Regions from separate parts of the Homo sapiens genome. Here region 1 is linked to region 2. Evidence: read pairs that join two places in POLR2A ChIA-PET (ENCODE). Cell type or tissue: PC-3. All regions are shown on one strand. Each heading gives the region's core, and the rest is flanking DNA. Links, peaks and the distances in the headings are about the cores only. Region 1 overlaps SLC8A1 (solute carrier family 8 member A1). Region 2 overlaps LOC105374497 (a long non-coding RNA gene).

Region 1 (16,548 bases), core at 6,153-8,652, 480 kb before region 2:
TCTTCTCCCAATTCACACCATATTTAGAAGCACTATTCTAGATGATTCCTCTAAAAATATTCAAGCTTTTAGGATCTTGGCTTTGTTTTTTGTAAATTGTACTTAAAGTCAGTGTGACTATTACCATCAATTTGAATAAGTGCAATGTATTTCTCATGTTGCAGGTAGTAAAAATTGCCAACGAATCACTTAAATACTGAGAGGACTGACAAGCTATAATTTATTACTTGGCTCAAAATATGTCTCTACTCTGTATTATCTGCCTAGATCTTACTTAACACAGGAAGGGTGTAGACTTCACTGAAATGACTAATTGATGTTCAATTTGCAGATTTTAATTGAAAAAAATATATTTTGATAAGTAGCAGTACTTGTTTCAAAGGAAGATACCGTTATATTAAAAAGTAAACATCCAAATCTATTGGTCTAGGTCTATACTCAAAACCTTCCGGGTGTATGTATGTGTGAGATATTTTAAAGTAATTCTAACCAAGCCATTGTTCTGTAACCTGACTTAACAAGCTACAGAACAATTCCTTAGCTTAAATTGTTAAAGGGGACATTGTGATGACAAATAAATAAAACGTGTTAGCAGAATAAAAGTTGTCTGGAAATAAGTAAATACTATTTTATAATTTGGGGGAAAGAAATTCAATACAGGGTAAAGAGAACAGGATTTTGGAATTAAGCTGAGTTAAAATTCTTGCTCTGGACAACAGACAAATTACTTAACATGTTTGAATTTCAGTTTTTTATCTACAAGTTGGGAATAATATATGCATTACGAAGAGATTACAAGTACTAACTGGAGAAAACAATCTGAGACCTTGGCAAATAATAGATTATCCAACTTAATTCCAATATTATTAAAATTAGTGATCATTAGCTGGCACTTTACAACAGAAATGATCTGAATAAATTTTCAACATATACATGCTCTGATACCATGACAGGAAAATGTAAGTGCAAGCGTGGGGGGGCGGTGTCAGGAGACTCGTGTGTTTATAATTCTGATGCCTATCTCTCTGAAGAGTGACTCTTCGAGTTATTCTTTTCAATAGATGTACTTATGGAACATAATTTGGTCATATTGTAGTGATCTGCTACTAAAGAAACTTTCGCCTAACTTTCTCCTAGCCAAGGATGTGAGTCTCTCAATAACCCACATTTACCCATGAGTTATGTTAAATGTGCCTTGTGTTCCACTGGTTTAGAATTTGGGGTTTGGGGAAAGGCAAATGGGATGTTTTCCCAGTGTACTTTAGCACAATATAGGTGAAATCATACATGTATATGCAAAAAAAGTACCTGTAACTGTTCTGTAGTTCCAATGATTGATTGGATCACAATACTAAGGAGGGTCAGAATTTGATGATTATTCTGGCTTTTTGGGTGGCCCCAAACTCCCACCAGCTATCAAATGAAGGCGTCGGGGGAGAATATATACAGTCTACAGAACTCGGGAGAGTTAAAGAGTAGCAAGTTCCAATCAAGAAGAAATGTTTTATTCAGTAATTACTTTGAAGAATTTTTTTAAGAGCCCCTGAAAATACTGGATTTCTGCAGGGGATATTGCGAAAATACTAAAATACTAAGGTGTGAAAATGATTCTCTTTTTTGAATTAAAAAAAAAATCAATAGAAATAATTCAGTGTGTGAGGTAGATAAGCTTCAGACAAAGGGAAAAACCAAACCTGCTAGTCAGAGATAGATATAAAAAAGAGAAAAATCAACCTCTACGTTATGTTGCCAAGGAGACTGTGTAAACAGACTTACACAAAGAGAAGTGGCTGGCTGGCAATACTGCTAATGTGGAAAATCTCTTCATTGTTGTGTGGCATGCTTCATCTCAGAAGAGCAGGAAAAGGTGGCAGGCAGAGAGGGAGAAATAACAAGAATGGAAGAGTCGTTCTTCCAAAAAGGGCCATCTGTGACCCTGAGAGATAAACCTGGCAGACCAGGGCTCACATCTTAGTAAATCACCTGTAAATAAAGCTTGTAAGGCCTGTGCATTGTCTCATGATTATTTTATTAATAATACTTTAACCCTTGCAATTTGATACGCTGTGCAAGGTAGTCTTACAGGGGATCTTTTCATTGAGACGCTCAACTTGTTTGTTTTGTGCTTCTCAGGCAAGGGCAGTGACTGGAAGCTGGGAGAGAGGGTCAACAGCTGAATCTCAGCCTGATGGAGGCCACCATTTAATAAGTAAATACATGCACGGTAAGCCTCATATGACTTTCGTCTCTCTATTCTTTTAGAAGTTGGTCTAATCCAACCATATATACAAATGCAATTATTTCTCCTTCAATATTTTCATTCATTCAATATACATCGGGTATTATGAATAAAGTCCGTGTAGATACAAGTAGTCTCAGTTCCCCAAAATGTTTAGAGTGTATAATACCAAAAAATGCTATTATAAAGTTTAGTGAGAAAAAAGTTTGTTTTTATATAACCATATATGCAATATGATTACAAATCTGCTAAATTGTTGAGCAAACAATAAATGGTTAATCAGTGTTGATGGATGAGCAAACTATGAATTATTTTCCCTCTTTTAATTTTCATCTCCAAATTTTCTATAATGTGGTTGTATGAATTTATTCATATAGAGAGAATTTACAGGTGGCTGAAGTGAATCTGGGTTCAGATGTTGGACTTCGCGGTTTATTCTTTTACAGAGTTTGAGATAAGCCAGTGAAGTCTGACAAAATATAAAGCAGCTCTTTCTGCATTTGCAAATATGTGTGCAGTTTTTTTTTTTAGATAGTACATTTGTATTTTGATTGATTGATTGAGATGGAGTCTTGCTCTGTCACCCAGGCTGGAGTGCAGTGGCATGATCTCGGCTCACTGCAACCTCTGCCTACTGAGTTCAACTGATTCTCCTGCCCCAGCCTCCCAAGTAACTGGGATGACAGGCGCCCGCCACCAAGCCCAACTAATTTTTTGTGCCTTTAGTAGAGACAGGGTTTCACCATGTTGGCCAGGAGGGACTCAAACTCCTGACCTCAAGTGATCCACCTGCCTTGGCCTCCCAAAGTGCTGGGATGACAGGTGCACAGGTGTGAGCAATCACGCCCGGCCAAGATAGTGCATTTTTAAATGTTTCTCTCCAGACCTGTCATCATAAAAGTTGCTTGCTTAGAAGGGGGATAAAATAAGATGCAAACCAGCTCTTCTTTTATTGGAGAGTTTCAATTTAATCAGAAGGTGAATGTTAGCACATATATATATGTGTGTGTATATATGTACATATACATATATATGTATATACATGTGTATACATATATGTATATATACACATTTGATTCCAATAATATATATTTTGAGCCAAATTTTATATGTATGTATATGTGTATATATACATACATGTATATGTATGTACATATATACATATGTGTGTATATGTATGTACATATATGTATCTGTATATATGTATATACATATATATGTATCTGTATATATGTATATACATATGTATCAGTATATGTATATATGTACATGTATATACTATATATGTGTATAAATGTATATAGTATATATACATATATACGTGTATACATATATACACGTATATATGTATATGTATATACATACATATATATGTATATACACACAAATATACATATATACACGTATATGTATACACATCTATACATATTTACATATACATACATGTGCGTATATACACATATGTATACATATATACATGTACATATGACGTATATATGTGTATATACACATATATACACATATATACACACACATATATGTGTATATATATACACACACAATGGAATATTGTCCAGCCATAGAAAATAAAATCCTGTCATTTGCAGCAACATGGATGGAACTGGAGGACATATGCTAATTTGAAATAAGCAAGGCACAGAAAGACAAGTATTATATGTTCTCACTCATATGTGGGAGATAAAAAAGTGGATTTCATGGAGGTACAGTAGAATGGTACTTAAAAGAGGCTAAAGGGCCTGGCGCGGTGGCTCATGCCTGTAATCCCAGCATTTTGGGAGGCCGAGGCAGGCGGATCACCTGAGGTCAGGAGTTCGAGGCCAGCCTGACCAACATGGTGAAACCCTATCTCTACTAAAAAATACAAAAAGTAGCCAGGCATGGTGGTGGGCACTTGTAATCCCAGCTACTCGGGAGGCTGAGGCAGGAGAATCACTTAAACCCAGGAGGTGGAGGTTGCAGTGAGCCGAGATCATGCCATTGCACTCCAGCCTGTGCAACAGAGCCAAACTCTGTCTGTCTCCAAAAAAAAAAAAAAAAAAAAAAAAAGGCTAGGAAGGACAGCAGGAGTGGGGGATAAAGAAACAAACGTTGGTTTATGGTACAAGAATACAGTTAGCTAAAAAGAATAAGTTCCAGTGTTTGATAGCACAACAGGGTGACTACAGTTAATAATAACTGATTTTATATTTCAAAATAGCTAGAAGAAAACTTCTGCATATTCCCAACACAAAGAAATGGTAAATGTTTGTTTGAGATGACGGATATTCTAATTACCCTGATTTGATCATTACACATTTTATGCATGTATCAAAGCATCACACATACTCTACTCTAGAAATATTTATAATCATTATGTCAACAAAAAATTAATATAAAAAAAGAAAATAAAAGCTAATTCCAACTGCTAAGTCATTGATAAATTAAAAATAGAAATGAGATTGGGGTCTTAAGTAATTTCCTTACATTAACGGTCAAAATGAATGCCACACCTTGTGAGACAGCATGCAAAACTCAGTTTCAGAGCTGGCATATTGAATTAATAACATATCCTTTTTCTATCAAAATGCTCTTAAGTTGTAAATCATGCTTTTTTGTTTTTTTTTTTTCAGGCTATTTAGATCCTGCATCAGACAGGTCATCAGAAAACATGAAGCTAAATGCAGTAAAGAATTACTCTCTTGAACTCTTGAAAATATCAAAAACATGAAGCTAAATGCAGTAAAGAATTAGTCTCTTGAACTCTTGAAAATATCATTTTCTTATAGAAATGGTTTAAAAATTTCTTTTTTATTATTTCTAATTTTCCTTCAGAAAATTGTGAGTTTTAACCTACAACACATACACTCCAAGGTAATGCCACTCTAATGCTGTCTAGTTGATCTGAATAACTAACTGGTCAATTATCAGATCCACCAAACTGTCTCTCTGGAGATTAACTTCTGCCAGCATATTGGTTTCTGTTCATTTTCACAAGATTGACAGGCTCATTACAGCAATATTAACATCTTCCTTTGAGCACTCACACTGTGCAATTGTAATTTTGCATATGTTGATGAGCAGGCAATTACATCAAAGAGTGAACACTGGGCTGATGTGCAAGGCACTATTTAATTATAAAAACAGTATAGGATTGAGCCCTGTCACTGAGTCTTCCATTCCTTCTATCTCGCCTGTTTCTAATTTATTTCTCTATTTCTTCATTTCTTCCTTGACTGTCTTCATTCTTTGCTTTTTATTTCTTTCTCCTTAAATGACAGACCTTTTCTTAGATGCCATTTCTCTATGTCTGCGCTTAAGACAAGAATTTTTTTCCTCCTAGTTGTTGGTTAATGTCTGCAAATGTGAGAGCATGTTAACATGACAAACAACAAGGAATTTGAAATAAACTTAAATGAAACAGTGTCTTTTCTCCCCCTACTCTCCCCCACCCCCCATGGTGGAAATGATGATATCCTTACCATCTGCACACTTGCAGGCTGTGAGTGGGCAGAAAACCAGCTGGAGATGCAGCCCATGGCAGGGATACAGATCCTCAGCTTCTGGGAGGTCCTAGAAGCTCACAATGCCACCCAGCTATTGGACTATCATCTCTCATCATGTATATTCAAAGGGAAAATGTACAACATTTCTTCTAAACTATTTTGTACAGAGAACATCTCCACTATCATCAAAAAGAGGCTGATGTGTAGTAGGGAGAAAGTGTTCTGGACTAAGTGTCAGGAAACCTCAGTGCTTCAGGTTCTCTTGCAATTATGAGACTGGTTCTGTTACTTCACCTCTCTGGAGTTTATTTTTCTTATTTGTATAGTGAAGGCCTCCAGCTTTAGCATCTCATAATTTTGTTGTGGAAAATAAATACGTGCAGAATTAAGAGAATAATGAAAAGAGTTTGAGGGTATCTCCTCTGCCTTAATTGACAAACTATGTTAAGGGTAGACTATCACGGTATCCTTCAAACATATCTATGAGGCAAGGCTTGTGGCAGAAAAGGAAGCAAAATGATATACTTGTCACATCAATTAGTCAAGAAAATGTGATTACCCTGAGCCCAAGAAACTTCCACTAAAAAGATGGAAGGAAAGACTACGTCTGGTGTTCTCTGGCACCATCCTTGAGTCCACATGTATTTAGAAGTGAATAACTGAATTTAGGGCCATGGTACAGAGGTGTCAGTCTGCAAACTAGAAGAGCAATGCTGACAGGCCCTGGGACTGTTCCTAGTGCTGTATGGGAACTCAGAAATCTAACCGAAGCCACAGGATGGGTAACGACAATGAGACTGTGACCTGGCAATATCTGCATAATCTTGCAAGAAATTTCTAAAACCATAAGACACACGGCATTTTTACTTGAGTCCTAAAATGAACATCCGGTGATATTGGACCTTCCCACTCCTAACCAAATGACGTCAACACACTCTTAAGGACACATCACACACTCTGTGGAAGAGGGTAGGAGAGGTGTGGAATATAAAATTCCTTTTTTGAGACGGCTGCCTGGATTCTAATGGGGTTACTCTAATGTGTTTTAAGACCAAGGCTCACTGGCCAAGATATACTTTCATGAATTCAAGAATGTATGATCATTATGATGTATACATATACACATATATGCATTTACATGACAAAAAAAATGCCAGAAGGCATGTAAAAGACAGACAGTCCTCTTTTCAAAGGGTGCATAATGGGAGTGATTCTATCTTTACGTCTAAAGTGTTCTACTGGACGCATTTAATGTTCTTGTTTCCTCTGTCTTAAATTATTCGTTCCCTTTTGGACACATTATTGCTCCATAATAATGCTAAGTAGCTTCATTTTGTTGTTGTTGTTTTTTAAATCACCCAACCTTTCCTAATGCTAAGCCAGGCAATGGAGGGCAGGAAAAAAAAATGTCTTTAGAGAAGGCTGTAGGCCTATCACCAGATTTTGAGCTGGGCTTTCCCCAGAACACACTTTAGGCCTGCAGGATGCCTGAGGCCAAGGGTACTTCCTGCATCCACAGGGTTGGGGATGCTGAGTGCAATCCCTCTATTCTGCCACCTGGGACAGCCTTTTGCATTACTCTCTGGCTGCCTTCCCTTTTCTGAAACTTGAGAGGGGAGAATGTTGCTTCCCTTTAGAACAGTAGGTGAGCCCATCAGCAACTCAGCCCCAAAAGTCTCTGCAGTCTCATCTGACAAATTATAAGATTGAGCCTATCAAGTAAGTAAATAAATAAATAAATAAATAAATAAATAAATGAATAAAATGAATCATAACAAATATACATATCTGTGTATTTATTACATCTTATCATAATTCTCAGCCTGAATCTAAATATACGGTCTACTACAATCTTTTTAATTGGGCTTTAGCTAAATGCATGATGAAAATCATTTTCAGATCTTAGCTCATTGGAAAAAAGTAAAGATAAAAAATAAATAAATAAAAAGATCTTAGCTCACTGTCGTACTCTAGTGCCTTCCTAACACGCAAGCATACTTCCCATGTCCCATTCACTTGCAATCAGCTACTGGTGGAAAATTAGATGGTCCCAAATCAGAGGAAACCGAAGACATGATAATGAAACTCCTGAAAAAATCAATGACGATTATGGAAATTAGCTGTTTACCACCTTTTTTTTTTTTGACCTTTCCTTTTTTTGACCCTCTAGGCAGCCTAGTTTATGGAAGGAACATCATCAGTGAGGTCCCAGAGAAAGGAAAATGACTGATTACAGAGATAGCTATTATTTCCAGCCACTATATCCAAGAGCGTATCAGATCACTCAAAGCACATTTTATCAACACTCCCCCTGTGACAATCTAGTCTTTACTGGAGTTAATTAAAGCAATTAATTCCCTTCCCTTTCAAAGCAGTGTGATTACATAAATAGATAATTTCCCAATCCAAACCCATAAAGCAAGTGATTTCTCTGCATGTTCCTCAGTGTGCAAAGCACCTAACTGAACCAAATTGTCCTTTTTCTAAATTTGACCTTCATGAAATTCTCCAGTAACTTTTTCTGCTCTGTCTTCCTATCTGGTTGGATGGCAGAACCACATCTCCACATGGACACAGGACTGCAAGATTAATAAAGCATTTCCCGCAGCAAAGATAGATAATGCCTAAACTGTAATCACAACGACAGGAGTAGAGTGAGGAGGAAAGGAGAATGGCGGGTGCCTGCTCTGACAGGCACTACAGTTCCCTTCAACAATATACCAGCGTGGGTGATGCTGACAATAATTAAGCAAACAGAATGCCAAACAATTGTAAGAAAAGCTGTCAAACATTTTGTGTTATTATCCCCTGCACAGGCCTGTAATTTATCATCACAGAAAAAGCACATAAAGAAAAATCTCTAAACAGTGACATTTTGTTCAAATTACAACCCTTGGCTTCCCTGACTGCCTACAGACTGACATCTCCAAGGTCGGATGTAGTGCTCAGCAATTTGTTCCTTCATTAAGTGAGCATGTCTCTGGGATGGGTTCTAGCCACTGTGAGTGCTGGCATGCCAAGAGCAAGAACAAAGTACTTCCCAACGTGTGGGAAGCCACTTACCTTCAGACGTCAAAATGAAAGAAAGTAACTGACATTCGTATTTCCTTCTCAGATTGGTCCTAAAGCTTGAAATATGATCTCCTGCACCAAGGCTCCTACCTGTCATTTCTTCCTCCCTCTCCACCCAAAACCCTGCTTGGGGTTCTGGACTTGGCTAAAGTGTAAGGGCTTTGATCTTGTTGGTATAAACTCAGTCTTTACTGGCCGGGCACTGGTGGCTCACACCTGCAATCCCAGCATTTTGGGAGGCTGAAGACAGTGGATCACTTGAAGCCAGGAGTTTGAGACCAGCCTGGCCAACATGGTGAAACCCCCGTCTCTACTAAAAATACAAAAATTAGCCAGGTGTGGCGGCAGGCACCTGTAACCCTAGCTACATGAAAGGATGACGCAGGAGAATCACTTGAACCCTGGAGGCAGAGGTTGCAGTGAGGCAACATTGCGCCACTGCACACCAGCCTGGGCAACAGAGTGAGACTCCATCTCAAAAAAACAAAAAACAAACAAAAAACAACAAAAAACCCAATCTTCCTGATGATATCCCCCAATGGTTGTAATTGAACCAGAAAGAAAATAAAAAAAAAAAAAGGAAATACTTTTCTCATCCAGTTTCTTTAGAGTTTAGCACAGTTCTATAGATTAATTACTATAAATTGTGAGACATAAAGAGACCTCAGAGATGCTGAGCCAGTGAGACAGGTGTGAGGGTGTGAGGTGTTACTATTAGTACTTTGGAGAAAGTCCATAGGCAGTCTCCAACGTAGATTTCTGGATGGCTCAGAGTTGAAATGGACCCTAGAGGTAATAGAATCAATCTTTTCAAGTAATGAGAGAAATTCTGTCTGTGATATTCCTAGCTGATGTTCTGAGCTGGACCACTTCCAAGGATGGAGATAATAGAAGCCTTCCATTACAAATACTTGGCTGCTGAAAGACCTAAACATTTGAGTCTTCACTGTTTTCAACAGCTCCTTCCACACCTGTCCAACATAGAGATCCACTTAACAGAAGTCCTACCCTCTAGATATTGCCTTATTTGAAAAGGTAATATCTTTTAATCCCATTTCTTTCTATCCCATTGCCAGAGCTCTTTCCCATTGCTTTCTTCACTTTCTTCACAATCTTTTTTCTTTTTTAATTTTTAAAAATAGGGTCTCATTCTGTGCCCAGGCTGGAGCACAGTGATGCAACCAAGCTCACCACAACCTTGAGCTCTTGGGCTCGAATAATCCTCTGGCCTCAGCTAGGACTACAAGCATGTGCCACCATGCCCTGCTAACCCCATCTCAATCTTTATACCCATAAGAGAACCTTTTCTTAGAAGCCTCTTTTCTTAGGGTTTGGAGGTTGATTTACTATTGCCAATATAGCAAATCTTTATTTTCCTTAGGTTTATTTTGATTTTTTAAAACAATAGTCTTTTTACTCAAACTTTGGCAAAGAGTTTGGGCTAGTATACCAAGTAAATAAGCTTTAATTTTCTCTTGGCCATGTATCTTCTATTAGTTTCTGCATAAGACCCTCAGTGCTTCCATGTTTACTGCTCGCTGCACAGGCACCTCTCACTAGATGGCACTTAGGATATTTTTCAACCATCTTTCTGACCAAAATTGTATGTGTTCTATGTCTCATCCCTAAGAAAGTTGATAGTGAACTCAATTGGCTGATTACAAGTACAGTGTGAACAACTTATACCTGAACACTTTAAATATATTGCAACCTAACAAACACATTTACATATCAACAATGACTCATTTCCTTAGTCCAAGAAAGTGAACACAGGCTTGATTCTCTCTCCCAACACCCTCCCCTCCTTTTTTCTCTCTCTTTCATTCCTTATAATAGACAAATGTGAATTATCTTCACAACCTGTTCATTTAACTCTGTCAAGCTATTCCTCAAGGACAAACCACAAAAGGGAACCAGGGAAGGGCTGTTCAGAGCTCACTGAAAATCCAGATCAGCTACAGAGGTCCTTAGCCCATAGAAGATAGGTCTGTGGTCTCAACTTGGAATATAAATAACAGCTTCTTTACCAACCTCACCAAATCGACTTTTAATACCTTTTTTTCCCATAGGCTTCCAACCTACTCTGATTGACTTAGGCTGATCAGAAACAAAACTTTAACAGTAACGTCTAAAATAAGTGAACTTTGTTTTATAAGTCTTCCTTCTTGCCAAAGCTGATGACTAAATAAGTTCAAAGACATTTAAATTAATGTCAGTTATACCCACAGTCACTGGAGGAGAGGTAATAGGAATTCAAGCTTCCAGTAAAGAAAAAGAGGAAATGAGAAAGAAAAAGAGGTGTCTTTCAACTCTAGTTGTGATATAGTCTGCTGAATTATTGACCTTTCCTTTCAAAGATAAGAAAATGTGTATGTGGTTTTTTTTTTTTTTAATTTAGACTTCCTACGTGTAACTAAAATCTCTAAAACAAGGTGGCTTATTTTACATATCTGAAGAAAGTGAGGCATGCAATTTTCCCTTCCTCATAGTCCGACCTAAGAGTGTGTGGCAAACTTTGTAGAATTCTAAGTTTCCTTCAAGAACTTTTCATCTTATTTCCATCCACAAATTAAAAGGGATGGAATTACTCAATGTAGCCATAGCTAGGAATACAGTTTAGTGAAGAACAGGAAGGGAGAGAGACAGAAGGACTCCTACAGTTTTTCTTTACAATCTAAATATGTTAAATGCATGATGGAAGCAATGGAGCCAGGTCAAAATGGCACTTGCTGTGTTGTGAAAAATCCTGACTATGAGAATCTTCTGTAGTAGAAAGGCAGGTCATTCTATCACACCAACTGGAAGGCCAGTCTGGGGCGTGCTTGCTGGATGTGTGGAGATCAATTACCCACAAGTCCCTGTGGAGTCTCTTCCATAAGAAACTGGGGAAGCCCAGGCCATCAGTATTCTGCACACACACTAACAGCTTGTGCTTGCAGAGGCAATCATTTTTCAGCTCTTTTCAGATTCTCTTTCTTGGTTATTTTTCCATCTTGGCTAAAAGGGTTTCTCTTTTGTACCAAGCAGGGGCACCAATCTAACAGAATTTATTAGAAACTGCTCGATTGGGATTTTGCTGGAGTTCTACTGAGGTTGAAAATCTCAAACAATATGTGATGAAAATTTTAGGCTGTTTTGGGTGACTTCAATCCCAAGGTCTTTCTTGGCTGATTTGAGTTCCTTCTTTCAGAGATTTAGGCAATGTTAGTTTCAGATGGGAGGTCTGGTAGATCCTAAAAATGAGGTAGCTCTATGTCAGCCATTCAGTGGAGAAAGAGCCCATGCTACTCTGTATGACAAAATACTATGCCTTTATTTGCATACAGGTGTGAATGAATTATTTAAAGAGAAAAATGTGCGAGTGGGTACTGCGTAAGTGCCACAGTCGTTGCACTGTGCTTTTCAGTAAGTGTGAACATTTTCCTTCGCATGTCTTTTTAAGAGAAAGAGAAAATGATGATGGGAAGGATTTTGGGTAAGACAAGATTACTTTTCTACTATTCTTATCAAAATTTACTATTTTGTCTTCCTTTGTGTAGTACCTGTGTAATATTTGCTCCACAATTGTAAGCTCCTTGAAGACATGAAATGTGTCTTTTCACTTTTTTTTTTTTTTTGAGACAGAATCTCACTCTGTGGCCAGGCCGGAGTGCAGTGGTGTGATCTTGGCTCACTGCAGCCACTGCCTCCTGGGTTCAAGCAATTCTCCTGTCTCAGCCTCCTTAGTAGCTGGGACTACAGGCACGCGCCATCACGCCCAGCTAATTTTTGTGTTTTTAGTAGAGACGGGGTTTCACCATGTTGGCCAGGATGGTCTCGATCTCCTGACCTTGTGATCCGCCCACCTCAGCCTCCCAAAGTGCTGGGATTACAGGCATGAGCCACCGCACCCGGCCCTCTCTTCACTATTATATTGCCAATATTTATGATAGCTTTTGGTTTACTGCAAGAAACAATGAGTAAGTAGTTTGTCTCTTTAAACCAATGCTTTCCATTCTTCTCCAGGTGAGAGGTTGGTATAGATTTTTATGAGGCTTTATCATAACTAAACCCAGTGGTGGACTGAATAAGATCAGCTGGTAAATATAGTCTTTGATCCACTGGAAAATCCAGCAATATCTAACTTAAACAACAAATGAGCGAAATTCTAACATTTCTAGTATATTTGATCTATTGGTTTGTAAACCATCTTGAAGCCATGATATAGAAACACTAACTCTGTATTTTTATAAAAATAAAACATAAGGGTATGCATTTATTCATTCAAGAAACATTTCTTGAGTCCCTAATTGCACTAGGAACTGTTCTTGATTCATGATAGAATGTGACAGACAGGTTGTTCATGGAGATTTTGCTCGAGTAATGCATATATGGTTGGAACTGGTGGGCACGGAGTCCAAAATAGCAATTCTAGGCCAGCTTGCCCTAAACAAATGATACAGATATTATATGAGAGAGTTGCTAAAATTTGGATCATATTTAGCTCTCCTCCCACCTCTTTCAAACACTTACTAAGTTTAGGGAGAAATGTGGGAACATAGGATGAAGTGGCCACAGAGGTACCCAAGAATCAGTACAGTAACAATGTCCTTAGCAAATGGCCCTCCCGTAATTCCTAAGAAGGTAAAATATTTTAGCATTGAAATAACTTCATGACATGGCTATGCCAACTCTAAAATGGTTTCATCATGTAAACAGTCCTTCAGCGAATGACTTACATTTTGAAAAACCTACAGAGCAGAGTGAAAAGCATGGGCTGAGCAGTCAGCTGATGAGGATGACTGAAGCCATGCTCCACCATTTGCTGGTTGATTCAAGAGGAAGTCACTTAACCTTTCCAAGCCTCAGCTTCACCTGCAGAATGGCAATAATAATGGCCAACTTGTAGAGTTGTTGTGAATACAAAAATAATGCAGTGCATTTTTAGCATGATACATAACATATAATAGCAACACAGTGCTAGCTGTAATTCAATTGGAAAAAACTACTTTAAAGTTCATATGGAACCAAAAAAGAGCCCACATTGCCAAGTCAACCCCAAGCCAAAAGAACAAAGCTGGAGGCATCACGCTACATGACTTCAAACTATGCTACAAGGCTACAGCAACCAAAACAGCATGGTACTGGTACCAAAACAGAGATATAGACCAATGGAACAGAACAGAGCCCTCAGAAATAATGCCACAGATCTACAACCATCTGATCTTTGACAAACCTGACAAAAACAAGAAAAGGGGAAAGGACTCCCTGTTTCATAAATGGTGCTAGCCATTTATGGAAAACTGGCTAGCCATATGTAGAAAGCTGAAACTGGATCCCTTCCTGACACCTTATACAAAAATTAATTCAAGATGGATTAAAGACCTAAAACCATAAAAACCCTAGGAGAAAACCTAGGCAATACCATTCAGGACATAGGCATGGGCAAGGACTTCATGTCTAAAACACAAAAAGCAATGATAACAAAAGCCAAAATTGACAAATGGGATCTAATTAAACTAAAGAGCTTGTGCACAGCAAAAGAAACTACCATCAGAGTGAACAGGCAACCTACAGAATGGCAGAAAATTTTCACAACCTACTCATCTGACAAAGGGCTAATATCCAGAATCTACAATGAACTCAAACAAATTTACAAGAAAAAAACAAACAACCCCATCAAAAAGTAGGTGAAGGACATCAACAGACACTTCTTGCAAGAAGACATTTATGCAGCCAGAAGACACATGAAAAAATGCTCATCATCACTGGCCATCAGAGAAATGCAAATCAAAACCACAATGAGATACCATCTCACACCAGTTAGAATGGCAATCATTAAAAAGTCAGGAAACAACAGGTGCTGGAGAGGATGTGGAGAAATAGGAACACTTTTACACTGTTGGTGGGACTGTAAACTAGTTCAACCATTGTGGAAGTCAGTGTGGCCATTCCTCAGGGATCTAGAACTAGAAATACCATTTGACCCAGCCATCCCGTTACTGGGTATATACCCAAAGGATTATAAATCATGCTGCTATAAAGACACATGCACACGTATGTTTATTGCGGCACTATTCACAATAGCAAAGACTTGGAACCAACCCAAATGTCCAACAATGATAGACTGGATTAAGAAGATGTGGCACATATACACCATGGAATACTATGCAGCCATAAAAAATGATGAGTTCATGTCCTTTGTAGGGACACGGATGAAGCTGGAAACCATCATTCTCAGCAAACTATCACAAGGACAAAAAACCAAACACCGCGTGTTCTCACTCATAGGTGGGAATTGAACAATGAGAACACACGGACACAGGAAGGGGAACATCACACTCTGAGGACTGTTGTGGGGTGGGGTGAGGGAGAGGGATAGCATTAGGAGATATACCTAATGTTAAATGACGAGTTAATGGGTGCAGCACACCAACATGGCACATGTATACATATGTAACAAACCTGCACGTTGTGCACATGTACCCTAAAACTTAAAGTATAAAAAAAAAATAGAGCACACATGTCATTAATGACCATTAATTATAGCAACACCCAGAGGACAGCAGTACTGTATCATTTTGCAGGTAAGAAAACTGAGGCTTAGAGGGTGTTTATGAGCACAGGGGAAGATACACTTCACCTTTCTCTTGAAGTTATTATGTTGCCATGACTTGCTTTGGCTAATGAAATGTAAATGACAGAGGAATGTGTTGCTTCTTGGTGAAAATCTTCAAGTCATCTTCTCTTCACTGTGCCACAATGAATTATGTTTCAGAAGGCGGATTGTCCAGGATCCTGTATCCTGAATTAAGGACAATGTAGAGTAGACGATGGGCATGCAGCATGAGTAAGAAATAGATCTTTATTATTTTAGGTCACTGCAATGTTTACAGTTGTCCATTACAGCAGGATAACATAGCTTATTCTAACTTTCCAAAGATGAGAAACTATTAAGATCTAGCATTCAAACTCAGGTCTTATGGTATTAAGGCCAATGCTTTTGTACTACCTTACAGTACACTGCTTATTAGAAATAAAACACCCTGTGAATGTACCTTCCACTTCGAAGAAAATGGACTTTTCTGTTGCTCTTTGACTTAAAAAAAATTAAAAATTCTCTGAGCAAAGGTCAATGGAAAGGTAGCGAAAAAGTTGGTAGAGGTGGGCAGATAATAAAACTGATGAGAAAGATCCATTAGTTTAGCAGAACCCTTTATTTCCCATAGGTTCATGACCTGAAGATTACATAGGATGGAGGGAGGCCCTTATCATAAGCCTGCAATTCTGTGGCTAACAAAATCAATTTTTAAATGATTTATGTGATGTTTTTCAGGACCAAAAGAGCAGTAATTCATTTCCCATGTGGTACTTGGAGCTGCTGCTTAGATGTTGAAAAATGATTAATCTTTATTTACAGCATGGCTCCCTTCATATATTACTGGAAACAAGATTTGAGAGTGCAACACTTCTATAGCATGCAATTATTTGCTGAAGGAAGTTCCAGGCATAAAGAAAAAAAAAATCTACTAGCAGCCAAGGATATCTGGACATGCACTGAAGTAACCACTGTGAAAACCTTCCAAGGCCAAATGCTTCCAATCTATTCAGTTTGACCCACTTAACATAAAAAAGCCACATTAATTTCCCAAGGGGAGCCACTCTTCTATCAAATCATACTAACTCCTAACTTCAACAATGGGAGAATGAAGAATTCAGAATTCTTAGGTTTTTGTTCCCCCAGAAGACTGAGTT
Region 2 (16,548 bases), core at 5,385-7,884:
TACATTATGGCAGTAGACAAAGGTGAACATATAGAAATTCCTGTTTTGGGGTTTGTGTGTATGTATAGTGCATGCACACATGAGATAAGTGATATTTTCTCTATGTGGTAGAATTATGGGTGATTTTCACTTTAATTTTTCCACTATGCCAGCTGTTTAGAAATGTGTTGTATTGCTCTTCCAATCAGGAAAGAGTTACTAAAACACATTTGAGCAACAATGTCAAGTAAAGGGGATGAGGCAAGAAAATAGGGAAATAGTTGGGAAGAGTGTGTGAAAGAGTCAATAAAATAGGACTGACTCCAGGGATGATATAGCTCCTTTGCCCCCATCTAGCCTACGTGATGCAAGCATGATTCACAGAATACACATACACACATATATACACATACAGATATATAAACACACATTATATATTATACACATTACATATATGATAGGTGTGTAATAAAGAAACCTGATAATAGAACAATCAATACACAATCGACTTTAATGACTAGAACATTATCAATTTCTTCCCATATATCTATGTGCTCCTTCCCTAACCCATATCCCTCTGTCCTTACTGAAGAACTAAACACTAATTTGATTTGTATTTATTAGGAACTTGCTTTGTGTGTGTGTTTGTGAAAGTCTTTCTCTTAGATACATATGCCAGTTTTTCTCTTTGATGAGTTTTATGAAAATAGAATTTAATACCTTCTGTTATTTCTTCATTCAATGCTATGTTCTAACATGCATCTCTATTGATACATACAACCCTCATTTATCTATTTCCATTTCTATGTAGGTATTCCACTATATGAATGTATTACAAAGAATTGATTGACATTTGCTATTCTTGATTTGTATTGGTTTACATGGGCAAGAGAATTCTCTACAGTGTAGGCCTATATATGTGTTATCAATTGTTGGTATTTACTCATTCTCAGGAAAAGTATGTTTCTTCCCTTCCTTTTTAATTTAAAACCATAAGTTGGCATTGAATTTTATTAAAAGTTTTTTACTAATCTATTGAAATATTTATATTTTTTCTTACTTAACCTGATAATTCAATGAATAACAATGTAAGATTTTACAATGTTTAGCCATTCTTGAATCTATTAGGAAAGAAACAACTCGATGCATCTTTTTTATCCATTGCTGAATTCAGTTTGCTAAGACACTCTTTGGGAGCTTTTGTATATATTTCTTGGGGGAGTGATGTTTTAGGGTGTAATTTTTTTTTCTTGGAGCATAATAGTCTGGTTTTTAAATAAAGCATAAAATCTGACAAGTAATGCTTCCTATTTTACTATTGTCTGGAAGGGACAACATAGAATTAATGATCAACTTCTTGAGATAAATTAGAATTCACCTATAGAACTATATAAACTTGGTAATTTCTCTGTGTAAAGGTTTCAATCAAATTAATTTTTTAATGAACATAAAAGTATGCAGGCTTAAATTTTCATTTTCAGTCAATTTTGCTGTCATATTTCAAATGTATTGGTATTACATTATTGTAATATTAGTACTAGTTAGGGTTCCTCAGAGAGAGAGATTTAAAGAAATAGCCTCATGCAATCACAGTGTTAAGTCCAAAATCTGTAGGGAAGGCCACGTGGCTGGAAACTCAGGCAGGAGTTGGAGTCACAGTCTTGAATCCAAACCCATAGGTCAAGCGAACAGATAGACATTCAGGCAGGATTTCTATTATTCAAATAACAGATTATTATATTATTAGAATATAATCTTGATGAAGGAAACTTTCTTTTCTGAGAAACCTTGGTTTTTGCTCTGAAGCCTTTCAACTGATTGAATGTGGCCCACCCACATCATCATCATTCTTTACTTAGAAGTCATTTGACTGTAGATGTTAATCACATCAACAAAATATCTACACTGCAACATCTAGACTAGTGTTTGGCCAAACAAGTGGACACCATAGCCCAGCCAAGTTGACACATAAAACTAAGCATCAATCCCAGCACTTTGGGAGGCCGAGGTGGGTGGATCATGAGGTCTGGAGATCGAGACCATCCCGGCTGACACAGTGAAACCCCGTCTCTACTAAAAATACAAAAATGAGCTGGGCGTGGTGGCGGACACCTGTAGTCCCAGCTACTAGGGAGGCTGAGGCAGGAGAATGGTGTGAACCTGGGAGGCAGAGCTTGCAGTGAGCCAAGATCGCGCCACTGCACTCCAGCCTGGGAAACAAAGCAAGACTCTGTCTCAAAAAAAAAAAAAAAAAAAAAAAAAAAGCATCAAAGTATTCTATTATTTTTGGGGGGAGTGGTACTAGTATACTAGTAGTTATGTAGTCTTTTCATATCTTAATATTTACTGTGCTGCTTCTCATTCTCTTTGATTGCTGTCATTAGAACTTGTCTATTTTATTAATTTTTCAAATAATAAATTTTGGCCTTGTAAATGTATTCTAATATTTTTCTAAGGTTTTTTCTTAAATTCCTTATGTTTTTATTTCTATTTTAATTTTTTTGTACTGTTCTTCAAAGTGTTTAAGTAAATATATGCTAAATCACCCTTCAGTATTTTCTACCTTTTTAATATTAGCTTTAAGGCTATATATTTCCCGCTAAATACTGCTTTCTCTGTAACTTACAAGATACAATATGTAGTATTTTCATTATAAAAATATTTCAAAAATTATTTTATTTTTAAATTTAAATATTAGACACTACTAATATTATTTCATTAGTGTTATTTAACATTATCAATTAGGACATATGAATACAAAGAAATTGTTTTTTTTATAAAAAGCAGTGATTTTAATGCTGCCAATTCATAATGAAATCACTTAAACATTATTGGAAGCTATCTTCATAGACAGGCCCTTATAAAACATGCAAATGATAAAAAAACTGCTCATTGTTTCATTAAAAATATATTTATTGAGCACCAGTAAGTGCCAGTCTGTTTAATAAGTTAATAAGTTATATTTAAAAAACTTCTAGGTATCACTAAAAAGAGTTCTAGAAACTCATATGCATAACTTTAAATAGGAATGCTATTAATTTTACTGAAAAAGATAATGTGTGTCTGTATTTCTGTGTGTGTCTGTGTTTCTGTGTGTGTGTGTGTTTAAATGTTACTGTTGTTGGGGTTCAGGGCTTAGTAAAACCTTTTTTGTTTCACTTTTTTGAGTTTAAGCCAAAAAGGTCCAGAGGGATACTGTGATTAGAGATGTAATTTAGATATAAACTTTGAGCTCTATGCCACATATTTTCAAATAAAAATATTACATAGACCATATGGTAGAGTAATATGTATTGACTGTCTACTACAAACACAATACTCAATGCTTATATGTTCTATGAACAATTTCCAGCACCAAATATGCACTATATGTGTCTATTTTCAAATATTTATATCATGTCCTTTAAGTCTTTTATTGTTTTTATAGCTATATTGATCTCAATTTAAAACATAACCTTAATAAAAATAAGCTGTAAGATTTGATGTATGTGTATGTGTCTATAAATACATGTAAAACCATCACCACTATCAAGATAATAAACATATCTAGAAATTCCAAAATTCTCCTATGTTCCTTTATAATTTTTCCCTCTTGCCTCTCCCCCACCTAGCCATCCTCAGGCAATCACAGATACGCTTTCTTCAGCTACAGTTTTCCCTGCTTTTGAAATAATTTTATATAATTGGGATTATAGAGAATATATTCTTTTAATTTTTCAGAGGCAGGTAATGCTTTTTTTTATTCAGCATAATCAATAGTACATTTATTTTTATTGTTGAATACTATGTTTCCATATGTATGCTGCTATGGATTGAATGTTTGTGTCCCCCATCACCAAACTTATATGTTAAAGCTTTTGGGAGGTAATTAGGTAATGATGGTGAGGTTTTCATGATGGTATTAATGCCCTCATTAAAACAGGGAGAAACAAGAGCTCTTTCTTTTACACCAAAGAGAGGCCACGTGAGGACATAATGAAAAGAAGGCCATCAGCAAAAAAAGAAGAGGACGGTCACCAGACTCCAAATCTACTGGCACCTTGATTCTGGACTTCCTATTCTCCAGAACTGTGAGAATTAAATGTATGTTGTTTAAGCCTCCCAGCCAACTATTTTGTTATAGCAGCCTGAACTGACTGACACATATGGATATTCTATAATTTGTTTTTTCACTCATCTGTTGATGGGCATTTGAGTTATTTATAATTTGGGGGTATTAAAAATCAATATTCTATGACAATTTAAGTGCAAGTTTTCTGTTGAGTAAGTACAAATGGAATGATTGGATCATCTGGAGGGCATTGCATTGTCAATGTTTTCCAAAGTGCTGAAAAACTAGCATAGTTGTCACCTCATTTTATTTTTCATACTCGGAACTTTGGTTTGGATCTTTTTGACCATCTACTCATCATGGTTGCACTTTCTTGCTGTCTCATACCTGACAATTCTCACTTGGATATTAGACATTGTGAACTTGTTGCATGTTTGATATTTCCTATAAATATTCTTGACCTTGTTCTGCAACATAGTGAAAGTTTTGGAAAACAGTTGATTTTATGAAAGTTTCATTCTGAGTAATTCTTAAATTGAATTACATGGATTTTTACTGTGGATGGAGGAACATAAACAATTGCTGGCCCTGTATACAACCCCTGGAATGTTTCCTTTGTTTGTTTTGTTTCCTCTGTTTCTTTCCTTGCCCTCAGGTATTTTTATCATATGCATGTGCTCACCAGTACTCAGTTGAAGATCAGAGGGAGACTCCTGGTAGATTTCCAGACTCTGTTATTCTGTCTTGCAAACTCTACACACATTGATCTCCCTAGACACCCAGTTGGTCCCTTCAACTCAGAGACATTGCCAGGTTCGGCCATATACTTCTATCCCTGTGCTATGGATTTTCTTCTTTCAAGAGTTACAGTCCTGCATTGTCTGAGGTACAATGCCTGGAAACCATGACTTTCTATTTCTTTTCTTTTTTGTTGTTTATGTGCTCTGTCTGTATCAACACCTTTGATTGATATGTTGTTGTTTTGCTGCCTGTTTTATGCATTTTCTTTGACATGGTAATTACTATCTGGAGAAGGTGTGAGTTAGAGGTTTTGACACAAGTGCCAAAAAACAAAAAAGTTAATCCTTTGCATCCTGGGTGTTTAGGTTTTCATTTTCTTTTTTATAATACAGTAAAAGATTCTCATTATCTCTATTTTGGTGAATGTCTTATTTCCAAATGAATATAAATGAATCAACAGTAATTTTCAAATGGATCACTTATGTCATTCAGTCGTCAGGATTAGTAAATACCAGGCTGTGCATCGTTTGTCTAATGGCCAAAAAACAACATTTTTACAAGTTGTGATGGTTATTTAGTACTATTGATTAACTATACCTTTTTATGGTTTGCTGGTGGTTTACATAATCCCACATAATTACAATCTTTCTCTTAGCCTAGTTTCTCAAGACCACAGGATTAACATCCCTTAATTAGATTCCTGATGACAAGAACTGGTCTATCTCAGACCTTCCTTATTTTCTTGGATCTTCTCCAACATATTTAATAGCACTGATAACAAACAACTATCTAATTTTCTGCATTTTTAATATCAACTACAATTAAATATAAAATTATAATAAAATGTGAAGGATTCTTGTAAATACAGCATACTCCTTAATTTAGAGAGCTTTTAGCCAATAAGTCAACTTTATGGTACTTGCTGGGGACCAACAAAAAAAAAACTTTCACAACTAACATAGACCTTTATTTTTAATGTCTTTTTAGGGAGGCATCTTTATACAATAGCACATACTCCTTCCTCTTAAGAAAGAATTGTGTTTTCATTCAAATTGACTGCTTTTAATATGAGTGTATTTCTAAAAAGTGTATTTTTACAATTATTCTGAGCTTATTAGAAACAAAAAATAGAAAGCAGTTACGAAGTTCACTAAAGACAAGTACTACCAATTAACTACATGGAATTTTCTTGAAGAGACAGAATTAGAAAAAAAAAAAACTAAAGAAATTAGTCATAAGATCTTAAAACCCTCACAACTCAACTCTCTAGATCTGCACTGTCCAATAGAGTAGCCACAAGCATCATGCAAATATTTAAATTAAATTAATTAGAATTAAATCTAAAATGTAGGAGGTCAGTTTTACTTGCCGCATTTCAAGTGCTTAGTAGCCACATGTGGCTTGTGTCCACATATTGGATAGCACAGACACACAACATTTCTGCCCCTGAAAAAAGATTCTTCTGGGCCATGTTTCTCCAGAGCTTTGCTTCGTTTGTGCTTGAGAACAATTAGCATTCCAATAAATGCTCCAGAGTTTCAAAAAGCATATTCTATGTTCTACTTCTTATTATAAGTTGTGGAAACATATAACATATTTAAATAATTTATCCCAATTATTTAAGTATTTAATCATTAAATGTTTAGGAATTTAAAGAGGTTAGTTTTCATCTACCTGGATAATTTTCTCTGCTGATACTAAAATATTAAGTAATATTGTATGTTTTTTACAAATTCTTAAAACCCTAAACATCATGAGGTTTTATGATATAATGGAGCATGAGAATATAAGGACTGTGGCACAATGAAGCTAGAATAAGAAACAAAAAACAGGCTGCCTAATTATAGGGTTTATAATGTTAACCACTATATTACGAATGAATGAAGAATGTATATATTTTCCATTTTAACTAACAAGAAAGATGACAATATACAGAAAATATTTGTTGTGCCACCTCAGGAATGTCGAATTTGACTTTCTTTAAGTCTTCAGGGTAGGCAAAATAATTGCAGAACCTCATGGAATGCTTCAGTTAAAGGTCTCATAATCTAGTTTTAGAACATGATTGGAAGTCCATCTCCAAAGCAAAGGAGTATCTTTCTGTGATAAGACACAAAAAAAAAACCCACTTCTACATGAGTTTCTGAGATTCCATAAGCTGATGTGTTATGGACTTAATATGGACAGCTAAAGAGAAAGAAAAAATCATGTAAACTAGATGGAACGACAATTGAACTTCACAATATATTTTATATCACACTGTTTAAAACATACTTGTTTAAACTGTGTCACATGAAACAAGATACATGTCTACTCTTCAGTGACTGAATCTACCTTATTCGATATTTAAAAGAATGTTTTAAATGTACTATTATGAGGTGGGGGTAGGCTTGCCAGATAAAATACAGGATGCCCACCTAGGTAAATTTGAATTTTAAATAACAACAAGTACTTTTTTTAGTATGTTTCAAATATTGCATGGGGCATAGTTAGACTAAAAAAAAAGTTGTTCATCTAAAATTCAAATTTAAATGGAAATCCTTTTTCGAAAAAATTGCTTAATATGGCAATCTAGGCACAGGAGTTCAAAAGATTTATGATTCACAAACCAACCATTTTACCCATTCTACATGCTTTGTGCATTTCAATAGCCCTCTTAGGGGAAGAGATAGTAAGGTACTTATTTACCACGTATAACCACGGAGCCACTGGGCCAGGATCATTGAGAACGTTTTTATCATTCTCTTCAAAGGGTTTATATCTAAGTGAACATATAGAAATGTTTGATAACTTACTTAATAATAAAGATATGATTGCTATGATTTTAATGTCGATTTCCTCCTCAAATTCATATGTTGATACTCTCACTGCCAAGATGATAGTATTAGGATATAGGGCCTCTGGGAAGTGATTAGGGCATCAGGACTCTGCCCACATGAATAGAATTTGTGCATTTATAAAAGAGGACCCAGCGAAACCCCTTACTCCTTCTGCCATGTGACGTTAGAGTCATAAGATAGCTCTCTATCAGAAATCAGGTGCTCACCAGACACAGAATCTGCTGGCACTTTGATGTTGGACTTCCCAGTCTCCTGAACTGTAAGAAATAAATTTCTGTTATTTATAAGCCACCCAGTCTATAGTACTTTGTTACAGCTGCCCAAATGAACTAAGACAATAACCATAATTTAAGGTTGTTGTTACAAAATAGCAATTTGGGGTATTGTGAAATTTTACACCCTGAATATCACAATCTGAAGCCTAGGAATTTCCTTACATGCATCTGGGACAGCTGTGCCCTTGGAATGTCCTTGCTACTGATACTGCTGCTCATGCAGCCTTCATTGCCTTTTCTAATCCAAAGAATAAAAGCTTGATGGTGACCTGATTTCTTTTTTTCCATTCTCCAAAGGAGAATAAAACTGCCAAAATGAAGCTGAGACAGACTGAAAAATAAAAGTGGCTTGAGATAACTTACATTTAAAGATGCTGTGGCCTGCTTTCCTTCTTCTTTATTATTTCATCTTGGGAAAATGTTTTTTCAGTGAAAATGATAAATAGACATCTAAAAATTGGGAGTATTTTCTGTATTTCGGAAGCAAGTGATTTTGGATTTCCCTCTTTCTTTAAGAGAGATACCTGGTGATAATCACATTCACCGCCATTCTCCTTTATCCTGATGAATGTGTCGGGGCTATGTGGTTTTGTTATTCTTGTAGACATGATGAAGGAACCCAAACAAGTTCAGTTAAGTTCAGATCCCTTGGTGTTGATGGCTGGTTTGGAAATATAAAAGTTGCTAATGTCTCATAAGGTGATGATTAGAGGTATACTTAGTAAAGGTACATATTAGAGGTATAGATAGTAAATTTACAGTAACAATTTACTGTATTCTGTTCCTCTTTGTAATGGCCCCTCCAACCACTCCTCATCATCCCTGTGTCTCTGCCATATCATGTTGTCTAGAACAGCATTGGACTATGCAAGCAGACAGAGTAAAAAGTGTCTTCTAACCTACGTAAGTCTATGTAAAAAATGTCAAGTATTCGAGGAACTATATTGTGGTTCTCTATGTGGTACATGGATGATAAAATCAAGTCACTGGAAGCCAGGAGGGTCTTTATAGTTTTTTTCAACACCGAAGACTTCAATGAGACTTGGAAAAGAAGTCTTTGAAATTAAGTTAAACAACAAAAAAAGCTACTTTCGCTTACTCTCCCCAGTCCTAAAACTCACATATGTATGCCTTGCCAACAAATGCACATAAAATGGTCCTTTTATTGACTGTGAACATTATGAGCATCGTAATGGTTCACTATTCATTACTGCAAAGTGTCCTCAGACATAAAAGGCTAACAAAAATTTGATCAAAAGCTTGGGGTTCGTAATGCTGGAAAAACCAACAGTAAAATGAACACTCAAATTTTGTATCTGCTTTACAAGAAATAAACAAAAGACACTCTGTTCCATGACACAGAGGAGATATAATCATAAAACAAACAGGGAGAAACTTCTTATGGAAAGAATAAACTAACTGAAAAATGTTTCTCATTGCAGGGTCTGTAGTTAATTCTGAATTTATATTATTTTAAAGGCTTAATTTTGTATTTTTAATTGAGTAAAAATAGTACAAATAATCTTATTTGGGTCAAATGGAATCACTACAGGCATCTATATAAGTTAGAATTGGCTTCAGCAGCACATAATGCAAAACTCAAATTAAAGAGGCTTTAAAATGACTGAATCTTAATTTCGTCTCACAGAAATTGTGCATAAAAGAATTCCAGAATTGGTACGGCTGTTTTACTGACATTAAGGAATCCTGTCTTTTAAAATCTTTCTTTTCTGCCTTCCTTAGGACGTTTTCTATGCTTGTGGTCACCTTATCGTACAAGAAGACAACTGTAGCTCCAGATAATACATCTGTATTCCAGGAAGGAAGAATGAGGAAGTAGGAAAAACTAAAAGAGCAAATCTCTCACTTTCAATAGGTTTCCTAGATATTCTTACCTGATGGCTTCTGCTTGTATCTCACTGCAAGCAAAGACTGGGAAATGTAATCTTCCATTCAGTTATTTTGTTGCGCTAGATTAAATTAGAATATATCAGTGACAAGATGCAGATAATTGATAGTACATGAGTAACTAGCCGTCTCTAACTTTGAGTCAATTTATTCTCATGATAATAATTATTTAAAACATCTTTATATGTTTCTAGTTCTCGCTGTCAGATTTTAGGAGGTGGTCATCATAGCAGAACGTAGATAACAGAATAGGAAACTCCAATATAGCACTCTATATTCCAGGCTAATTTTGTAAATGTTTACATATTTAATCTTCAAAACAATTTCATGATATGTAGTCAACAAATAGTTGTCCCTTGAACAATATGGTTTTGAACTGTGTGGGTCCACTTATATGCAGTTTTTCTTCTATCTCTGCCACCCCTGAGACAGCAAAACCAGCCCCTCCTCCCCTTCTTCCTCAGCTACTCAATGTGAAGATTATGAGGATAAAGGTCTTTATGATGATCCACTTCCACTTAACAAATAATAAATATATTTTCTCTTCCTTTAATAATTTTCTCTATAACATTTTCTTTTCTCTAGCATACTTTTTGTACGAATACAGTATACAATGCATAAAACAGGCAAAATATGTGCCAGTTGATGGTTTATGTTATCAGTAAGGTCTTAAGTCAACAGTAAGCCATTTGTAGTTAAGTTTTGGGTGAATGACAAGTAACACACAGATTTCTGACTGCAAAGGGGGTCCATAGCCCCTGCCCTGTTCAAAGGTCAATTGTGCTATTATCACCAGCATTTTATAGATGAGGAAACTGATGAACAAAGAGGTTAAGTAACTTACTTGTCAATGACATATAACTATTGAGTGTAGATTTGAATGCAGACAGTCATTAAAGCTACTGGTCAGTAGTCTGCAATCTTCCCACTCAAGTGGGAAAAATTAATTTTAAATTTAATTACTCCTATTTAAAAATTAAGTATATCAAAGACCCTTAGAGAAAGTATAACATTTTAGTTACGTTTTTTTCTGAAACAGAAATAGAACATGAAAAAGTGAAAGGAAATTATTGGAGTGCTTTCACCAGAAGATGACATAATCTGAGTTAAAAAGGACACCACAGAGGATAAACCTTTCCTTCCCTGGGCAGTGAGAAAAGATGGATTAATGTAGACCCTTGGGGTCTCACCTCTCTTTATAAATACTTTTGAAAAGTTCCCTATTTTCAGTCCTCTTCCTTCTTCTCACTCTTATGTTGACCAGTTATGTGAATTCTTGAGCCTTTTGAGTGTCTGTAGAACTAATCAATACATGTGCTTTTGAAGATACTTTTCTCTACCATGACTCATTACTCTTAATTTAAATCTTCTCTTTGATATGTCATTTACATGTATTGCATCCATTTTCTATCTTGATACATTTTGATTAGAGTCAACAGCTCTCTTCTGGCTTAATTATGGGTAGAGTTTGTGCTGAATTTCTGATTTCGGTTCACGTTGTTTTGAGTAAATTTCAAAAAAGAAGGTGAGGGTAATATGTGTTTTTACCATTCTGCTTTGGAATTCCTACTGCTATTCCATTTAAAGGTTCTCAAGAAAGAAATATCTGTCCTCTTCCCTAAACCTTTGACCTTCCAAAACACTCACTGCCAGGCTATTTTCTACAGCATGTGGAGTACCTGACATCAATACCCAGTTAGCCATTTAAGACTACAGTAGTGGCAAGACCATGTGTGCACACATCACAGTGTCATAGTATTTGAGTGCTCATTTCTGTCTTTCATGAGTGGATGCAGATTTATTAGGGTGTCTTTTTAACATTTAGCCACTGATTATTAGCAATACTGCACTGAAGGAGAATATATGTGAGAAAGCAAAAAAATTTACTTTCATTATTAACAGTCATCAAAGGGTAGTTTTAGTAAAATTGGGATGTCTATGATCAGTGTGTTCTCAATCAAAAACAATAATCCATTTGGCTCTAAGGAATAACACAATCATTATAATAATTGTATTATTGTATAACAATATAATACTGAAGGAGAATATATGTGAGAAAGCAAAAAAAAATTACTTTCATTATTAGCAGTCATCAAAGGGTAGTTTTTAGCAGAATTGGAATGGCTAAGATCAGTGTGTTCTCGATCAAAAATAATAATCAGCCCATCTGGCTCTAAGGAATAATATAATTATCTTTGGTGTTCCAGCCTCTACTTTAGGTTCTTGTCTCTTTTAATTTCTTTCTTAACACTAAATAGTTCTCTCTATTCACCTACAGAAAATGACTGATAAATTTATTTACACCGTGGTTTTTGCATATTCATTTTTTTCTAAAACAGTTTGCATTTCAAAAGATAATCTGGACAGAAAAGGCAATTATTAAATGAAATGACATGTTGAACTTTAAGCATGAAGAATAATGATGTGGGGGATTGGAGAGTCTTCTAGTGTTTCAGTCACTCTACTTTCTGCAAAGCTAGCCCTGATCATAATGATAATGTTATCAGTCAGTGCTATATCCTGGAAAATGAACATGTCAAGGCCAGAACTTGGCAATGTGACAGAAAAGGGGTGGGAGTTACGAAATAAAGTGTTCAAAAGACTTAGAAAAGCTCATTGGGAGCAAGCTTATTTTCCATAAGAAATGGTTATTAGAGATCAAAAGAAAAGAAGAGCAAAACAAGGGGGACTCCAGGGGACTACTTGTAATTCCCTCTATATTTTTTGGTAATTCATCCCCAACATCTCTCCGAAATAGCTGTATATACATTTGAAGGACACAGTAGAACATTCAAAAGTAGAACTTCAAAAGTTTGTACTTCTGAGTTTGTGTTCAGTAACACACAGATGTATAGAATTCTTAAGGTTTAAGATCAAATTCTTCATATTTCAGGAATAATACATCAGCTATTCTATTTGACCCCTTTCCTGTAAGGAGAACATAGTTTCTTAAAATGTAAATCATCAAAAAAAATTTTATTGTAGGATATTATTACACATATTAGGATACTTCCTGAGATAATTTTGGAACTCATTTATGTTATCTTCCTTCCTGAATTAAGATTTTCAAATATAAATGAACAAATAACCCATGTGATCCTTGCAATTAAAAATGGTTATGTACTTTAGATGTTTTCAACCCTAAAGTTAGTTGTTTTTTACATACCGAAACACTTTAAATGGAGATACAGTGTTTTCTATTTTTGGTTAATGTTTTAAATTACCATGTTCTATTATGCAGGGTTAACTATAAAATTTGACCAAAATCTGTATTTTATGGACAAAAAAGGACAATAAACATCAATACCCAACTGGCTTTTGACATACCATATAAGACTATAGAGTTACAGCCATATAAGACTGTAGAGTGCCTGTAATCTTGTCTAGACATTTCACAGGATCATGGAATTAAAATGCTTTTTCTGTTTCATGCCTGGTATTCCAGCTTTCATTTTCAAATATATTTTAATTTGGATAATAAACAATATGGTCATCCTATTAATAAATATCATGGTGAATCAAGGTAGTTCTCTGTTCATCAGGATGTGTTTGTTAAACAGGTGAGGTAGGTTAATAACCTTCCTATTGATTTTACTTTAAGAATTCCATGAGTAATGAGCCACTATCAAAGATCTCAGTGGGTCAAATTACTCAACTTCTACTCCAGCTATGTTACCTAATACTGTAATCATGCCTATGCTTCCTCTGGCAGTTAACTATAGCTACAAGGATCCTGCCATCCTCAGATATCGGCATCCATAACGAAATAAGTGAAGTTATTTCAGTTACAGCATTTCTCACTTTCATCTGCAGTCACCACAATTTTTTTTTTCAAGGATGCTTGTGCTGTCTTCTGAAAAGAGGTCTTCTGGGTCACCTTGTGAGTCGTGCTTATGAACTGAGCTAGCAGATGGTACAAGAAAAATCTGCTTTAATATCCATATGTCTCTGAGTCTTTATATACATATATAAAGACTTTATATATATATAAAGACATATGTATATATATATATATATGATGGAATTTCTACCACAACCTTATTCAGCATAAATCACCAATGAGTTCAGTGAATAAACAATTAGTTAGACTCCTATACGTTTGAGTTAGGAGATGGAGTCGGAATTTCTGATAAGATTAACTATATCAATTAATGAAACCCAATTTAAAATCATATTCTTCCTGTGATCAAGTTTTGCTGATATAAATATATATTTTCATTAGCTTAAACTTAAGCTAAATTATTCTGTGGCCATAAAATATATATGTTTGATATGTATATACACATACACATACATATATACATATTTATATATATATTTTTCCATGTTATGTCTCATTTCTGAGACGGCTGCAGTTTGTTTTGCTCTATGTTGTCTTTATCCCAGGGCCCAGCTAAAGGAGTAGGACCTTTCTGGAAATTGTTGATTTTGTGGCAGGGAAAGAGAAACATGGTGGCAGACCACACACTGGCTCTTGAGCTTCTTCTTGGAAGTTGCAAACATCAATTCTGTTCACATTCCATTTGCCAAATCAAGCCACATGGCCAAACCTTACATCAGTCGGGGTACAGATGTGCTAATTTTCCATGGGAGCAGACACAAAAAGTATTTAAACAAAAATGCAATCACCTTGTAGATATTTTGGCATGGAAATCTTCTTTTCCTTGGTTTGCCATTGTAACTGGCCTCTCTGGCAACCTGGGATCTGTTCTAAATATGGTTGTGGAAAAAACTAGATAGTAGTAATAAAGCAAGAAGGTAATTGGTATTTTATTCCAAGTTGACCTGTGAGGTCATTTCAGTTCTGCAATAAAGCAGATCGCTATAATAGTCTTTTTGAGGTTTGAGCATTTAGAATGCTTGCACTTATAAAATTATTTGAATAAAAAATTCCACCTTTGGGGATATTATTTTTTCATAATTAACTTTCACATAAGCAACATAGTGAGTCTGTGGATATAACCTGTTTTGTAATTTAGCATCTCAAAAGGTACGATTTTGTCTGATCTTTGACTGTAATAGCCCTCCAGATAATATAAGAAAATAATTTAGACAGATCATAGACATTTCCTGATTTTCTGATTGTGTCTTAAGCCAAGAGTTTAAAGCCCTGGTTCTATTGCTTTATTCTTTGTTTTTCAGTATTATTAGAAAAAGCCTGTTTCATAGTCTCTCAAGCTACCATTTAATTTTCCAAAGTTTTACACTTACAGATGAAAATTTTGGTAAAGCTCTTAACACTGAACACCATGAACTATTAATCTGCCATTATATAGTGGGGAAAATAAGATATTTCTCGCTTTTAAACCAACCATATCAGAGAACCAATCACTTTCCCATTGCCTACAATCACTGGTGGTACCAAGTACTTTATCAATAAAGACTTGATTTCAGATAACTAAACCCTCCAGCAACTTTAAGCAGAAGAATATTTGACATAGGGAAATATGCATTTATAAAAGCATTAGATATCCTAGAGGAGCAAGCTCCAGCCTGGGCCTTCAAACCGATTCATAGAATAGCACTTCAGAACTAATCTATCAAGAAAAATTTTACCTTTGCTGGAAGCAGGAGATTGCTTTCTCAACTTTTGCTTCCAGGACTAGGGTACCTTAGCTACATGCAAGGATCAGGAAACTGCCACTGGAATTGTTGACTCAAGCTATGCTGTTGGAAGAAGGAGAGGGGTGCTTCTCTTTCTGACACCTTCTACTTCATTGAACGAGATTCTAAATACAAAACTGCTGTGTGTCCATTTAAACTGGTGAAATCTAAAATACAACTATAACTCTGCAAGAGAGTCTGAGATATCTTATAATTTGAGTCCCAATGAAGGAAGGAGGTTAAGAATAAGTGTTGCAAAAAGTCAATCCTCAGCACGTATAAAATTATTCTATTGGATTTTCTTTTTTGTAATTTCTATTGAGAAGTTTGCTTTCAACTTATTGTTCTTCATTTATAGATAAAATTGGTCTCTGGTTGCACTTAGTATCTCCTTTTGTGTTTGGTGTGCTGCAGTTTCATTGTATATTACTTAAGTGTAGATTACTATTTATTCATTCTACTTAATACTCATTATAATTCCTGAATGTAAGGATTTATATACTTCAATAATTCTTGAAAATTTACACTGAATTATATTTTTTAGTTTATATTTGCATGTGTTACCTGTCAGTAACTCAGTTATCTTTTTCTGAAACTTCTATTAAATATATGTATAAAACTTATTTAAGTCCTTTATATCACAACATTTCAATCTCTGTGTGTATATATATATATATATATATATATATATATATATATATATACACACACACACATATAATTCAGATAACTAACAATCTTACCAATGCCCTAATTTGCTGTGAAATTCATCTATTTATTCATTTTATATTGATGCCTACATTATTTATATTTTGAAGTTCTGTTCTGGGCTTTTGCAAAACTGGCCAGCATTTTTCTACAGCATCATATTATTGCCTTTTTTAATAAAGAAGGCAATTATTTTAAATAAACATATAATGACTCCTTGCTGGCTCTATTATCTGAAATTCTTTAGAGAGTGGCGATTAGAATGTGGATGTAACTTTTTTGGCATGCAGCATTCTAATCTCCAGAGCCTGCAAATATTATTTTATTGGAGAAAGGGTCTGTGCAGATGTAATTGAATTAAAAATCTTGGGATGAAGGGATCATTCTAGATTATCCGGGTAGGCCCTAAACTCAATGACTAGTGTCCTTACAAAAGACACAC

The links. Peaks named below come from ENCODE experiments on the same cell type or tissue, not always from the same donor. Only the 100,000 strongest peaks of a DNase experiment are listed, where the experiment ranks them.
Region 1: POLR2A ChIA-PET joins it to region 2 with 6 read pairs; 1 of 35 experiments calls an interaction of 5 or more read pairs at or near these places.

Annotation. Positions count from the first base shown.
Region 1 is chr2:40,249,551-40,266,098 of GRCh38, forward strand. The region is part of intron 2 of SLC8A1 (solute carrier family 8 member A1); the gene reads right to left. SLC8A1-AS1 (SLC8A1 antisense RNA 1) reads left to right here. Exons shown (of 5, transcript NR_038441.1): 4 at 2,134-2,224; 5 at 4,870-5,659. Among named protein-coding and RNA genes, the nearest start is that of SLC8A1, 190 kb to the right of the region's middle. In PC-3, for the core only: a CTCF peak has its summit at 7,281; a DNase peak (open chromatin) is centred at 7,301.
Region 2 is chr2:40,728,297-40,744,844 of GRCh38, forward strand. The region is part of intron 2 of LOC105374497 (a long non-coding RNA gene); the gene reads right to left. LOC105374491 (a long non-coding RNA gene) reads left to right here. Exons shown (of 3, transcript XR_939993.3): 3 at 3,902-4,009. Among named protein-coding and RNA genes, the nearest start is that of LINC01794, 9.9 kb to the right of the region's middle. In PC-3, for the core only: no CTCF peak of the experiment used is centred there; a DNase peak (open chromatin) is centred at 6,745; H3K27ac peaks cover 519 bases.